Regions from separate parts of the Homo sapiens genome. Here region 1 is linked to region 2. Evidence: read pairs that join two places in POLR2A ChIA-PET (ENCODE). Cell type or tissue: MCF 10A. All regions are shown on one strand. Each heading gives the region's core, and the rest is flanking DNA. Links, peaks and the distances in the headings are about the cores only. Region 1 overlaps TMEM259 (transmembrane protein 259). Region 2 overlaps ARID3A (AT-rich interaction domain 3A).

Region 1 (6,822 bases), core at 991-5,990, 62 kb after region 2:
TGCCCTGCTGTGAGGCCATCTCCAGCACAGCTCTGAATCCTGAAGCTGAGGCAAGGGCCAGCTACAGGCAGTAGACCCCATGGAAGGGTCCATGATGCTCTGCCCAAACACTCAAACTCTTGGGGTTGGCTCTGTGGGAACAGGTGGGACCCCAAACCCTGACTGCTGAAGCAAAAACATCTCCCACCAGGCTGTGGGGCCCAACACAGCCACCTGGTCCCACCAGTGCCCAAGGCCACCACAAGCTGACCGGGAACCCAGCACCTCTGCAGGCAGTGGGGCCACCTCAGGACGGCCAGGATGGGCCCAGAGCTCTTAGCTTTCAGCCCCCAGGCCTCCTCAGCTATTGCTGCCCACTGCATCCCCAGCCCCAGCCAATCCCCTCCCCGGAACAGCTACTCTCAAAGGCCCGAGTCTGCCCAGCCCAAGTCCTCCCCGAGATCCCCCTGCCCTGCCCAGGCCTCTAGCAGGGCGACAGGCCGAGGGTCTTGCTTCAGAGCCCCCAGGCCACCAAAAGGCCACGGCAGGCAGGGGCGGCCTTGTCTGCATGCCAGGTCCCTGAAAGTCAAGAACCCCAACATCCTGTCGATGTCAGGAACCGCCCCTTCAGCGACCAGCATCTACGGGGCGCTGGCCTCTGCTGCAGCTGAGCCCAGGCCTGGCTCACCTTGATGGAGCTGTTCCCAAACATCTCCATGGTCAGCTCTTCCTCCTCCTCATCTTCCATGTCCAGGTTGCTGCCTGGTTCCACGGCCAGGCCCGGGAAGCTCCCGCGGCCGCCGCTGTCACAGAACTGTAGGAAGACGGGCGCGCGGCTCGAGTTGTGCCGCACTTCCACACGCAGGATGCCCTCACGCGGCCACTTGTCACGCACATGCTCCAGGCAGTTGATGGGCGAGCGGGAGAAGACGATGTGGATGTAGGCCAGGACGAAGAGCACAAACAGGGCCTAGGGGGCGGCCGGCAGTCAGTGGGGCGCCCCAGGGCCAGCTGCAGCCGACACCCAAGGGCCTACGTGATGGGGCGTGATGGGGCGCGCTGGGACGCCCAGGACGGGGAAAGGAAGGAAACCCCAGAAGCCGAATTGGGCTCTGAGGACCCTGGGTCCCTCCCACGCTGACTGCACCGGGCCAGCCCCTCACATAGTCCAAGTGACTGAGGATCCGGGGGACGCCCCACTCCAACCCCGGAGGGGCTCTGCCACCTGCAGCCCGGCTCTGACAGGCCCTGGGGCTTCGGCAAGGCCTGTGACTGCCCCGCACCTCCTCAGGGGTGAGCCGGACGAAGCCAGCAGGCCGGGGCCCTCTCAGATGCACACAGGACCCCCCAAACCTGGGAGGAGACGAGGCTGGACTCAGACCCACCAAGTGGAGCACACCAGGGCCCTCTGCCAGCCAACGGCTCCCGCCCTGCAAGCAGCAGCATGGGTGTTGCCGCCACCCCAGGGCCACCAGCTGGACCCACTGTCTACGAAAGAGGGCACAGCCCTCCACAGCCCAACCTGCTGCTTCCTGCCTCACCTTCCGCTGCGTCCCCAGCACTCCCCTGATCTCACCACCTGAAAATAGCTTCTCTCACCTGGCGGGGCGCCCTGTGCAACCCTCCCAGGCCTGGCGGGGCCAGCCGCAGCTGCTGGGGACACAGTGGACCTCCGTGGCTGGGCAGAGCGCCCCACGGCAGGGCGAGGCTGCCGTGCCCGAGGCACAACCTATGAACTGGGGTGCCAGCAGCTCTCACCTGGGGGCTCCTGCCCAGGGGATGCTTGGGACATCTGTGGTTGTCACAATTGGGGGAGCTCCTGGCATGGAGTGGGTGAGGCCAGGGATGCTGCTCGGCACCCCGCAGTGCCCAGGACGGCCCCACCCCGACGTCCACAGGGCTTGGGGAGCCCACGCCCCAGCGTGCTGCAGGCACAACTCAGAGTGGGGCCCCTCTAGGGGCAGTTCAGGGCAGCCCCTCTTCCAGGGAGCCCGCCTCACCGTCTGGCGGTTTGGCTGCCCACTGTACCTCCCAACCTGAGGTCCAGGCATCACCCCCGAGCCTGGTGAGGGTCACGTCTACCTGCTGCCCCGATCCGCAAAACTGAGGACCCAGCTGGGCCAAGGGGGCGCCCACGGCCACATGGAACCCCAGACTCTCAGGGAAGAATTGATCAGACTCAAAATCACAAGCCAGAGAGCCTGGAGCACAGGGCCCCTCCGTGACCCGTGACCTGCTGGCAGGTGCACCAATGCCCGGGGTGCAGTGAGCCACCTGTGGCCGCACAGCCATAGGCAAGACCACCAGGAGCCTCAACTCTTCCACGCCCACAGTGAGCTGGGGCCTCCTCTCCAGAACCCTCTGTAGACTGAGCAAAGGGCCGAGTCAGCAAAGCAACCCACTTCCAGCCCGGCCGCAGTGCTGTGACCTGTGGGAGGCCCTGAGTCTGAGCACGGATAAAGCCCTGGGTCTAGCCGCACGTGCACCTGGGGCGAGCCCCATCACACTCCCCAGCCCCAGGAGCTGGAGAATCCCTTGGGCTGATCTGAACTGCATTTCTAGTCCTTACAGCCAAAAGAGCCGCAGGGGATGAAGGCTGGCCCGGCGCTGAGATTTAAGCAGAAACAGGCAAGAGCAGAACCCTGACCGCCAGGCATTCAGGCCCCGCCCACAGACGCCGGAGCTACAAATGAGGGGTGGGCGGGGGGAGGGGGCAGGGCCCTCTGCTGGGGAGGGTTCCCCTGTGTCCTGGGGAAGACAGGGAGGGCAGTGTGGAAGGGGGGCAGCCCCGGAGCCTGAGATGCTTTCAAAGCCTAGCGTTTCCCCATATGGCATCTGGGGACAGGAGCCACGGAGGCTGGGCCCAGTGGTGGGTCACGGTCAGAGACACTGACCCCACAGCCCCTCGGCTCAGCACTCTCAGGAGAGAGGGGCCCGCGAGGCCCATGGTGGATGCTGCTGGTGGCCACGCTCTGCCTTCCAGGCCCACACATCCAGCAGGAGCTGTGCCCAGGACAGCAATGGACCCTGTGCCAAGATGTTCCAAAAAGTGCTGATACACAGTGGGCCGAGGTCGGGGCTGTCCAACGCTTCACAAGGGACGCACGGCTGTTACCATCCCTGGTTTATATACGAGGAACTGACACAGAGGTCCCGACAGACCTGGACCTGCTGAGGTCACATGGCCAGGAGGGAGGGGCCAGGGCAGTGCCAGTCTGCACAATTAAGGCCCCACGGGGAAGAGCAGCTCCTGGGGTTGCCCTGGGCAGGGTCAGCTTGGTCCAGGGTCAGCGGGAGAGGGCACAGGACACACATCCTGCCACACCCAGCACTGGTGTGAGTGACCCGTCCCATGAAGACAGCGGACGTGATGAGAGGGCACCAGTGTTTTCACACAATGTGCACACACTCCAGTCAAAGACTTCAAGTCCACCAGACGCTATGACTCAGACGTCACTGTGTCTCTGCCCCATCAGGTGCTCCGTGCTGACCGAGCTCAGGGCCCCTCTTCCCTGACTGAGCATGACCAGAAAAATGCCCCACTGGACAAGGCCCGTTGCCGCCAAAGCCTCAGCTCCCCTTCAGTCTCCCACCACAAAACAAGGAGCAGGCACCACCCAGCCAGACGCAGGCTCATCCCGAGTCCCGGGTCCTCCTCCCCAAGACCTGTCTGTCATCAGCCACCCTGCAGCAGCCACCTCACCAGGCCCGGCCCTGAGCCACACGCCCAGGCAGCCTCGTCCACGCCCACAGTAACCCTCCCCAGGGAGCTCACCTGCAAATGCTCCCATGGGCCCCTGGCCACCCTCTGCCCGCAACCTGGCTCAGCCACTCGCATGCCCTGGGTGGTCCAGTCCCCTACACTCCATGACCCTGTCCCTGACCCAGGCTCCCCAGCAGGCACCCACATGCTCCAGCCCCACGGCCTTCCCACACGCTCTCCAGCTGCCTGGACACCCCACCCCATCCCACTGGCTGTGGCTCACCTCCAGGAGGCCCTGCCCACCCAGCACAGGAGTCACCCCACCCCTATGACCCTTCCTTCCTCCGGGTCAGCCCACACACGGCTGCACCCACAGGAGCACCTCCCCCAGCCTGGGGCCGTGCTCACCGCCTCCTCCAGGAAGCTTCCTGGATGTTCTGGCCGAGGCTCTCAGGGCACCCCAACACTCGGCCACTGGGTGGGCCTTTCCTTTCCTGTCTCCCCACAGACCTGGAGTGCCAGGAGCAGCCTGCCCGCTCTCTGGGTATTTGACTGACCCACAGACCGACGGACACACAAGCCCGCGGAGCCACACTCTCCTCCCAGGTGGGACACAGAGCCCTCAGCCCCAGCCAGGAAACACTACCTGGGGCTCCCCTTTGTCCACCCGGGGTGCTTCCTGCCTCCAGGCCACCGGGGCCTCTCCTTCCACTGCAGCCTCACAGTGGCCTCAATGTGACAGGTCCCCCATTCAGAGCAGGGCCCCTGGGGTCTCACATACCCCGTCTTTAATCGTCACGACCCCACAAGAGGAGCCCCATTACTCCCTGTGGCTAGGCGCGGGCCCCTGCCCATGTCCAGGGGTGCTGAGTCGAGACCCCTTCACCCTGTGGGCATCCACTTGGTGGTCACCTGGGTCCAGAGCCCAACCGCACAGGTGCAGGCACCCAGTGCCCCAAGATGGACAGTCTCTGCCACACTGGGCTCAGGGCCATGAAGGCCAGCAGAGGTGGATACTGAGGCTGGATGGAGGTCTCCCGAGGGCCCCTGGAACACAGGCCCCTGCCGCCTCCTCTCTCCCCAGCACCTGGCACTGCCTGGCATTTCCTAAAGCCACCCAGGCATGGATGAGGGACCGGGGGGCTCCATGCTGGCTCAGAGCTGGGAGATCCTGGCATTTCCTAAAGCCACCCAGGCATGGGTGAGAGCTGGGGGACTCCATGCCAGCTCAGGGCTGGGAGCTCAGCTGCACAGATGCCACAGGATGAAGCCACCTTGAAGGGATCATACCAGGGAGGACCTGGCTCTCTGCAGGGAGACCCCCGGAAGCCAGGCAGGCAGGAAGCAGAGGAGCCTTCTGGAACTCAAGGCAGCCTCTGAAATCAGGCAGTTCCAGCCTGCACTTTGCAGATAAGTAAAAGTGAAGGCAGCAGGGTCAGATTCTGTGCCACCAGATTACCGGGTGGAAAATTCACAAAGAACAGATTTCCCCACCCAGGCCAGGCATGGTGGCTCACGCCTGTAATCCCAGCCTTTTGGGAGGCCGAGGCGGGCAGATCACCTGAAATCAGCAGTTTGAGACCAGCCTAGCCAACATGGCAAAACCCAGTCTCTACTAAAAAGACAAAAAAATTAGCCGGTTGTGATGGTGGGCACCGGTAATCCTAGCTACTCCGCAGGCTGAGGCAGAAGAATTGCTTGAACCCAGGAGGTGGAGTTTGCAGTGAGCCGAGATCAAACCACTGCACTCCAGCCTGGGTGACAGAGCAAGACTCCATCTCAAAAAAAAAAAAAAAAAAATTCACCACCCAGAGATCTCACAGTCCAAAGCCCTCTGCTGAGAGAGGAGGGATTGGGGTTACTGAGAACCTCCCAAGAGTCTCCACCCTACACAGAAGACGGGGAACTCCAGCTCTGGCCCAGCCCCATCTGACCACCTGTGAGTGGTATTGGCCTGGAGATGGAGCCGGGTAGGCTTGATCCCTTTCCAAACCGGGACATGGTGGGACCAGGGCCCAGGCGACAGGGATGCACCTCCCAAGGAGGCTGAGCTCCGTCGGGGGAACCTGGCCTGGCACCCAGCACACACCCTCCACAAGCCTAAGGACACAGTGGCTCCATCCTGTTCCCAGGCTACTCCATGGAAGGAAAACCCACGTCCACAGACCAGCCTCCGTCCACAGTTTCAGGCCCCGTCTGTGGACCCCAGAGCCGGGAAAGGCCGCCTGCCTGCGTAACCCTTCACAGCCCTGCTCAGGTGCCTACTGAGGCGACCATGCCACTCTGGGGGGCTGCAGGGAGGAAGGTGGGAAGGATGATGGGCTGAGCTCTGGCCTGGGGAGGCACGGATCTGGAGGCTGGGGGGCCTTCCGTGAAGTGGCAGCAGGCTGGGACCCACACCCAGGTCCGCAGGACGGCCAAGGTCCAGCTCCACTTGCCGAGCCCAAAAAAGCAGCCAGCTCCTGACCAACCTGTGTCAGGCTGGGAACTTGCCCACGATCGCAGCCTGGCCCGCCAGCATCGGACCCCTCTTTGCAGGCTAGATCCAAAAAGCTCACGGCGCAACTTCAGCAGCCCCCAAGCCCCGGCGCGGCGGTGTTCTGATGCAGAACGAAAACGGCCACGTCCCCATTTCGCCAGGTGGCCCAGGACCCCGGCCAGCTTGTTTTCTGAGGGGCTGCAGCTGCTACTGAGCCCCTCTTGTCACCCAAGCAAGACTCCTTCTCAGAGGGAGTCAGGCCGATGCCTGTCCTGCACGGCTGAGACCTCTGCCATCTGAGGAGGGCGGGAGGGGGACAGAGCCCAAGACGCGGAGGCCGGTGCCTCATAGGGGAGGCACGGGCGACAGACCCACAACCTGAGCTCCTGAAGCAGGAAGGGAGTGGGGACCCAGCGGAGGAAGAGGCCGGGGATGGGGTGGTACGCTGCTGCCGGTGACTTTGCCGCTAACCCTAGCGAGGTGACCTCAGCTAAGTCACATTCCCCTGAGGCTCAGGAGCGGGGAACGCAGCTGAAAGGCTACAAGGAGGGAGAGAGGGGAGTGGGGAGTCGACTTCCAGGACAGGGGTTGGTCCGAGGGAGACCTGCGTCAGGCTGGGTTCTGGGCCAGCACATTGGGAGGGGAGAGAGGCCTCGGAACT
Region 2 (6,822 bases), core at 896-5,895:
TGCTGCTTCTGAGCATCCGCAGACCTATATCTGGCCTTAGAGGAAAACATACTTCTTCAGTTTCCCAGAAGCCATATTGGACAGTGCAAAAACGTGCCTTTTAGAACATTTCTCAGGCTGGGCACAGTGGCTCATACCCAGAATCCCAGCACTTCGAGAGGCAGAGGCGGGAGGATGGCCTGAGGTCAGGAGTTCAAGACCAGCTTGGCCAACATGGTGAAACCCCGTCTCTGCAAAAAATTTAAAAAAAAAATTAGCCAGGTGTGGTGGCACGTGCCGGTAATCCCACCTACTTGGGAGGCTGGGGCAGGAGAATCGTTTGAACCCGGGAGGCGGAGGTTGCAGTGAGCTGAGGTCACACCACTGTACTCCAGCCTGAGCGACAGAGCGAGACTCGGTCTCAAAACAAAAACAAAGTGTCTCAGGCTGGGCGTGGTGGTTCATGCCCAGAATCCCAGCACTCTGGGAGGCCGAGGAGGGAGGATCACTTGAGCCCAGGAGTTTGTACCCAGCCTGGGCAACATAGCAAGACCCCATCTCTACAAAAAAAAGTTAAAACTGGGCATGGTGGTGTGTGCCTGGGGTCCCAACTACTCCAGAGGCTGAGGCAGGAGGATCACTTGAGCCTGAGAGGCTGAGGCTGCAGTGAGCTGTGATCGTGCCAGTGCACTCCAGCCTGGGCCACAGAGCGAGACCCTGTCTCAAAAAAAAAAAAAAAAAAAAAAAAAAGGAAAGAAAATTTCTCTTCTTCTGACATCTCTCTGCCAAGTCTCGGGCCAACCCTCCTGGAGGCTCAGTCAGGCCAACCCTCCTGGAGGCTCAGGGCTCGGCAGTCCCCAAACGCTAGACACTTGGATTCTTTCTTGGATTTCCCTGAATTCTGTGGCCAAAGAGAGCGTCTGAAGGGCTGCAGCTGACCAGGTGCCTCCCAGCTCCTGCACCCCTCCCACCCCTGCCGTGGCCTCATCCCCAGGTGGGGCCTCATGGACTTTGGAGCCTCCTGGGAGACTGGAGGGGGCCTGGGGGGCAAAGGTTCTCCCAGGGGGCCCTGCAGACAGGCGGTTTCTTTACAGCCTGGGCCTCTGGGCCCAAGGACACCGCCCTGGGCCCCCCGCAGCTGCTGGGACCTGGTGGGAGTGCCCAGGTGGGGCCTGCCTGGGGACTGAGTGGGGAAACCATAGCCCCCCTGTGACCTTGGGCACTGCCCACCTGTGACCTTGGGCACTGCTGGGGGAGGGGCCGCATGTGCTGGCCCCGGCCACCCTCTTCTGTCCTGGCCAACCCTTTCCTTGGATTTTCTGCAAACCTCTGGGGTCTTTTTCTGACCTTCCTCCCACCTCCCAGAGCCGGTGGGCTGGGGAGGGGAGTCCTGAGCCGGGGCTGAACTCCCTGGTTCTAGGGGTGGTCCGGGCAGCCGGGGAACCCCCTCCCCACTCCCAGGTGGCCCTGGGACTTATCTTGCACCCTGTCCGCCAGCAGACTCCACTGACCCCCTCGGAGCTGTCGTTTCTCTGGGAGGTGGGGTGGAGAAAATCATCAACGTTTCGCCACAAACAAGAATTTCCTGTTTGCCCTTCCAGGGCTGGGGGGTGGCGGTTATCTCACTTTTTCCTCCCCTCCCCCACCGGCGCCACCACCCGAGCCCCGCCACCCTCTCTCCTCACAGGTGCCCCCTCCAGAGGGGCCCGGTCCTCATCAGGTGGGGGCGGCACCTCCCACCCCCCCAGGCCTCCCACACCCCCCCCCGTGCAGAGCCGGGGGAGTGTCAGGGTCGGGGGCCACAGCGTCTTCCCTCCATCCCCAGAGCCACGGAGTGTGTCTTGCAGATCCGTGTAACGGGGCTCGGGCGTGCAACCTTCTGGGAAGAAAACCAAAGAGGAATGAAGGGGTCAGAGGCTGAGGGGGGCTGTGGAGGGGGCTCTGTCAGAAGGCGACGTTTGGGCGGGAAGGCAGGAGCCGAGCGGGGACCCGGGAGCTGCATTCCAGGCAGAAGGAACAGCGCCGCGGAGGCCCTGGGGTGGGGGCCTGTGCGTTTTACATAGAAAGACGCCAAGGCTGGGTCTGGGGGCTCCTGCCTGTAATCCCAGCGCTGTGGGAGGCTGAGGCAGGAGGATCACTTAAGGCCAGGAGTTTGAGACCAGCCTGAGCAATATAGCAAGACCTTGTCTCTATAGAAATACAAAAATTAGCCGAGCGTGGTGGTGCCTGCCTGTGGTCTCATTGGCTCAGGAGACCGAGGTGGGAGGTGGAGGCTGCAGTGAGCTAGGGTCTCACCACTGCACTCCAGCCTGAGTGACAGAGCGAGACCCTGTCCCTAAATAGGGCAGCTCAAGGCCGGGGCGGAGGGAGCAGGAGAGGGCAGGGAGGGGCCAGGAGGGTGCTGGGGGGCCCTGGGAGGCTGTGGCCGAGGGAGGGTCATGCTCAGATGTCTGTGAAAAACCCCCCACCCCACCCAACTGCTGAGTGGGGAAGGGTCTGGCAGGAGGGGCGGCCGGGGGACCTGGAGGTGGCTTGGCTCCACGCGCTCTGTGCCTCGGTTTCCCCTTCTCCGAAGCAGGTGGTGCTGGGAAGGGGAGACGATGGGCCCAGCCTTGGTAATTAGGGGTCCACACCTTCCATCCCCCACAGCAGGAAGTGGACAGAGGGGAGGGGACCCCCTCAGGGAAAGACCCCCAGGCCTGCCCTGTGGCCCCGCATTTTCTTGGCATCGCACTGAGAAAGCAAGTTCATTTAACATGCATTTATTAGGCAACTGCTGTGTGCCCGATTTTGGATGCTGGCAACAAGATAAGAATTCCGCATGTTCCAGGGCAGACAGACGAGAGACAAATGCGTGAATCCACACAGCTGGGGCCATGCGAGGGCTGGGGGTCCAAGGGGGGCCGTGAGCCAGAAACCCCGTGAGGCCGGTGGTCGGTAAAGGTGGGTGGGAGCAGAGCATCTGCGGAGGTGATATCGGTCCTGGGAGGACGGGGGGCTCCCCTCCAGGGAGGGAATGACCACAGGGGACCCAGACGAAGGGAAGGGGCTGAGAAGGCCTCGCAGACGGGAGGAACAGCCGGGGCGAAGGCGGCCGCTCGGGGCTGATGGGGGGCGGTGGGGGTCTCAGCGGAGGGGCACCTTCAGAACTTCACACCCGACCCCTCCCGTGATCAGAGCAGGCCCCAGGGAGGTCAGGCGGCGTGGAGGGGAGTGCGGGCCGCTTATCTCGGCCCTCAGCCCCTGGGGAGGGAGTTTCCGGAGATTTTGCCCAATCTCCAGCCTGGGTTTAGGGCTCCTGTGGGTGTGTGGTGGGCGGCTGATTTCAGAGCTTTCTGGTTGACGTTTCAGAGGGGCAGGGTTTCGGCCACAGAACCCAGGTGAGAACCAAGGCCTGGGTTTGCCATGGGGTGTGCTGTGGCCCAGCAGTTCAACCCGGGATCTGGCCCACAAGGGGGGCCTGGACACCGCCATGGGCAGCCTGGACACCGTCCCCTGCTTTCCCATCCCTGGGGCCTCGGCCAGCTGGCCAGGGCGGGGCGCCCCCCACAGGGGAGCGGAACCGGGGGCCAGAGACCCATAAAGCCCAGGCGGCCTTTACTGCTGGCTTTGTTGCTGGCTGCCCACAGCAACGGCCATTAGAGCCGCCTCCCCCGCCAGCAGCTGGGGCCCCCGCAGGTCCTCCCTTTACTGCCACGCATCAGTGCCCCGGCCCCACAGGGGTCTGACCGTGCCTCGCCACCGGCCCAGTTCGCCCACCATTTGGCCTGGGAGTTAATGGCTCCCCTCTCCAACCCCAACCTTGGCTGGCTGTACATGGGGCAGCTGATTGCTGCCTGGCGCCTCGGTTTCCCCATCCGGGATGTGAGGGTAGCTGGGGCGCCAGGTGCTTGGGGTAAAGCTGCTGTGTTTTCTCACACACTCTATTTGAGAGATGGGGAAACTGAGGCAGGAGGTGCGGTGAGGTTTCTTGTAGGGGCTGTGCCAGGGAAGGGGGGGTCCAGGCAGGGTAGACCCCGTAATACCGGGTCAGAATCTCAGAGGAGAGGACCTTCCGCTCGCCCTGGAAGGGCCCAAGGTGTGCTGGCCTCTACGTGCGGTTCTTAGCCGGGGGGCTGCGTAACGAAGGACCTCAAACCGCGGGCGTAAAACAAACGAAACCTGTTCTCCCTCCGTCCTGGAGCCCAGAGTCCAAAATCGAGGCGTCCGCAGGGCTGCGCTCCCTCCAGGGGCTGCAGGAGGAGCCTTCCGCCTCTCCCAGCTCCTGGGGGCTCCAGGAGTCCCTTGACATGTGGCCGGCCTCTGTCTCTGTGCGACCGTCTCCAGTGCCCACCGGCCTTCACTGTGACTTTTTCTCAATTTGATCACGTCTGCAAAGGCCCTTTTTCCAAATAACGTCTCGTTCTGAGGTTCTGGGCCGATGTGAATTTGGGTGGGGGATGGCGTTCACCCCAGGACAGCCCCAGCGGTGAAGTCCTCCCCATTCCAGTACCTGCTGCCTCAGGCGTTTCCCTGGCAAGCTCGTCCTGTCCCCCTCTCCGCCCTGTCCCCCTCTCCGCCCTGCCCGGCTCACTTTTGCAGCTGAGAAAATCAAGGTTCAAGTAACGAGCATTTATTAGGCAACTGCTGTGTGCTCGGCTGATTCCAGACTCTGGGAACAAAACAGACTAAACCCCAGATACACTCCTAGATCCGTGACTCGGTGATGGACGGGGTCTCGGAGGAAGAACGTGGAGGGGAGGGGGCGGCAGCCGGGCCGGGGTCAGAGGACGAGGCCGGGCGTGTGGCCATGTGTGCGTGCCTGTGCTCATGGGACCCACCGGCCCGGCCAGCCGGGTCTACCTGAGGGCCCCACACCCCTCAGGCAGCTGAAGGGGAAAGGGCCTCCCCGGCCACCATAAATCAGCGCAGGAATGCAGGCTGGCCAGTCTGGCGCTGGCCGGGTTGGGGCGGAGACAAAGACCAGGCAGCTGGACCTCGGGCAGCCTCGACCACCCAGGGCAGAGGTCAGGACTCCTGGCTGCCCCCCCAGCCCCTTCCCGGAAGGCCTCACTGGGCCTCCAATACACAGACGGGGAAACTGAGGCCCAGAGAGGGGCAGGACGGCTGCAGGGTGATGGGGCCTTTGGCCGGCCTCCCCAGCACCTGGGATGTCCCCGCAGCAGCAGGGGCTGGGCGTGGGTCTCCTTCTGGGCCCTAATGACCGATCATCCCAGCTGAGGCCTAATTGGTGGTTTCAAGGCTCCCCACTGCCCAGCCAGCCACATTCCCCCGAGCTTAATTGGCAGCCTGGTATTTGTCGCAGCTCCTCCTCGGCAAATTGGCCCCCGCCTGAACTCCGCTTTCTAATTATCCCTGCCGGCTTTCCCCCACCCTGCCCGCCCGAACCTGTGGGTGGGGGGGGGCGCTGGGGGACCTCCTGGCTCCTTGTACCCCAGACGGAGCCTCTTTCCCCTCTGGAAGACGTTCCGGGGCCTGGTGATCTTCTTCCTCCCCAGCCACCACCCTGGCAGGCAGAGGCGGTCGGTGGCTCATTTCATAGCTGGAGGCTGAGACTCCAGGCTCCAGGTGCGGGGAAGCCAGCAGGAGACAGGAGGACCGGGATGGGAAGCAGGGCGGGGCTCTGGGCCAAGTCCCCAGCAGCCCCCAGGCTCTGGTCCCGCACTCGCCGCTGTGTCTCAGTTTCCTCACCTGCAAAGCAGAGCCAGTTCTCGGAACAAATGCGCTCCCGTCCGACCCTCAGGACAGCCCCGGGAGGCATGCTGGTGAATTTTTGCAGCGATTTGCTGTGTGAACTCAGGCAGGCACTGTCCTAGGGTAAATTGTGTCCCCCAAAGAAAAGGTGGAGGGCGGTGGCTCCCGCCTGTGACCCCAGCACTTTGAGAAGGCAACACGTGAGGATCGAGGGAGCCCAGGAGGTCGAGACCAGCCAGGGCAACATAGAAAGACCCATCTCTACAAAAGAAAATGTAAAAACTTAGCCGGGTGTGATGGCGAGTGCCTGTGGTCCCAGCCACTTGGGCAGCTGAGGCAGGAGAATCCCTTGAGCCCAGGAGGTTGAGGCTGCAGTGAGCTATGATTGCGCCACTGCACTCCAGGCTGGGCAACAGAGTGAGACCCTGTCTCCAAAAACAAACAAAAAAAAGACTTTGGGAGGCTGTGGCAGGCGGATCACTTGAGGTCAGGAGTTCAAGACCAGCCTCGCCAAATAGTGAAACCCTGTCTCTACCCAAAAAATACAAAAATTAGCTGGGCATAGTGGCAGGTGCCTGTAATCCCAGCTACTCAGGAGGCTGAGGGGGGAGAATTGCTTGAGCCCCGGAGACAGAGGTTGCAGCGAGCTGAGATTGCGCCATTGCACTCCAGCCTGGGCGACAGAGCGAGACTCCATCTAAAAATAATAATAATAAAAATTAAAATTAAAAAAAAAAATAGGCTGGGCGCAGTGGCTCATGCCCATAATCCCAGCACTTTAGGAGACTGAGGCAGTCGGATCACGAGGTCAGGAGACCATCCTGGCCAAATGGTGAAACTCCGTCTCTACTAAAAATACAAAAAAATTAGCCGGGCGTGGTGGCGGGCGCCTGTAGTCCCAGCTACTCCAAGAGGCTGAGGCAGGAGAATGGCGTGAACCCGGGAGGTGGAGCTTGCAGTGGGCCAAGATCGCGCCACTGCACTCCAGCCTGGGCGACAGAGCGAGACTCCATCTCAAAAAAAAAAAAAAAAAAGAAGAAAGAAAAAGAAAAGAAGAGGACAGGTTCAAGCACTGGATTCCCAGTACCTGTGACAGGACCTCATTTGGAAACGGGGGAACTTACTGACATACAATCACGTGTTGACACT

What was found. Peaks named below come from ENCODE experiments on the same cell type or tissue, not always from the same donor. Only the 100,000 strongest peaks of a DNase experiment are listed, where the experiment ranks them.
Region 1: POLR2A ChIA-PET joins it to region 2 with 5 read pairs; 6 of 35 experiments call an interaction of 5 or more read pairs at or near these places.

Annotation. Positions count from the first base shown.
Region 1 is chr19:1,013,525-1,020,346 of GRCh38, forward strand. TMEM259 (transmembrane protein 259) reads right to left here. Exons shown (of 11, transcript NM_001033026.2): 2 at 668-949. Among named protein-coding and RNA genes, the nearest start is that of TMEM259, 4.2 kb to the right of the region's middle. RefSeq lists enhancers at 1,211-1,744, 5,486-6,085 and a silencer at 4,883-5,102. In MCF 10A, for the core only: no CTCF peak of the experiment used is centred there; DNase peaks (open chromatin) are centred at 3,437 and 3,667.
Region 2 is chr19:951,739-958,560 of GRCh38, forward strand. The region is part of intron 3 of ARID3A (AT-rich interaction domain 3A); the gene reads left to right. Among named protein-coding and RNA genes, the nearest start is that of ARID3A, 29 kb to the left of the region's middle. RefSeq lists enhancers at 627-1,328, 1,329-2,030, 3,435-4,136, 4,839-5,540 and silencers at 2,012-2,220, 3,426-3,685, 5,916-6,108. In MCF 10A, for the core only: no CTCF peak of the experiment used is centred there; no DNase peak of the experiment used is centred there.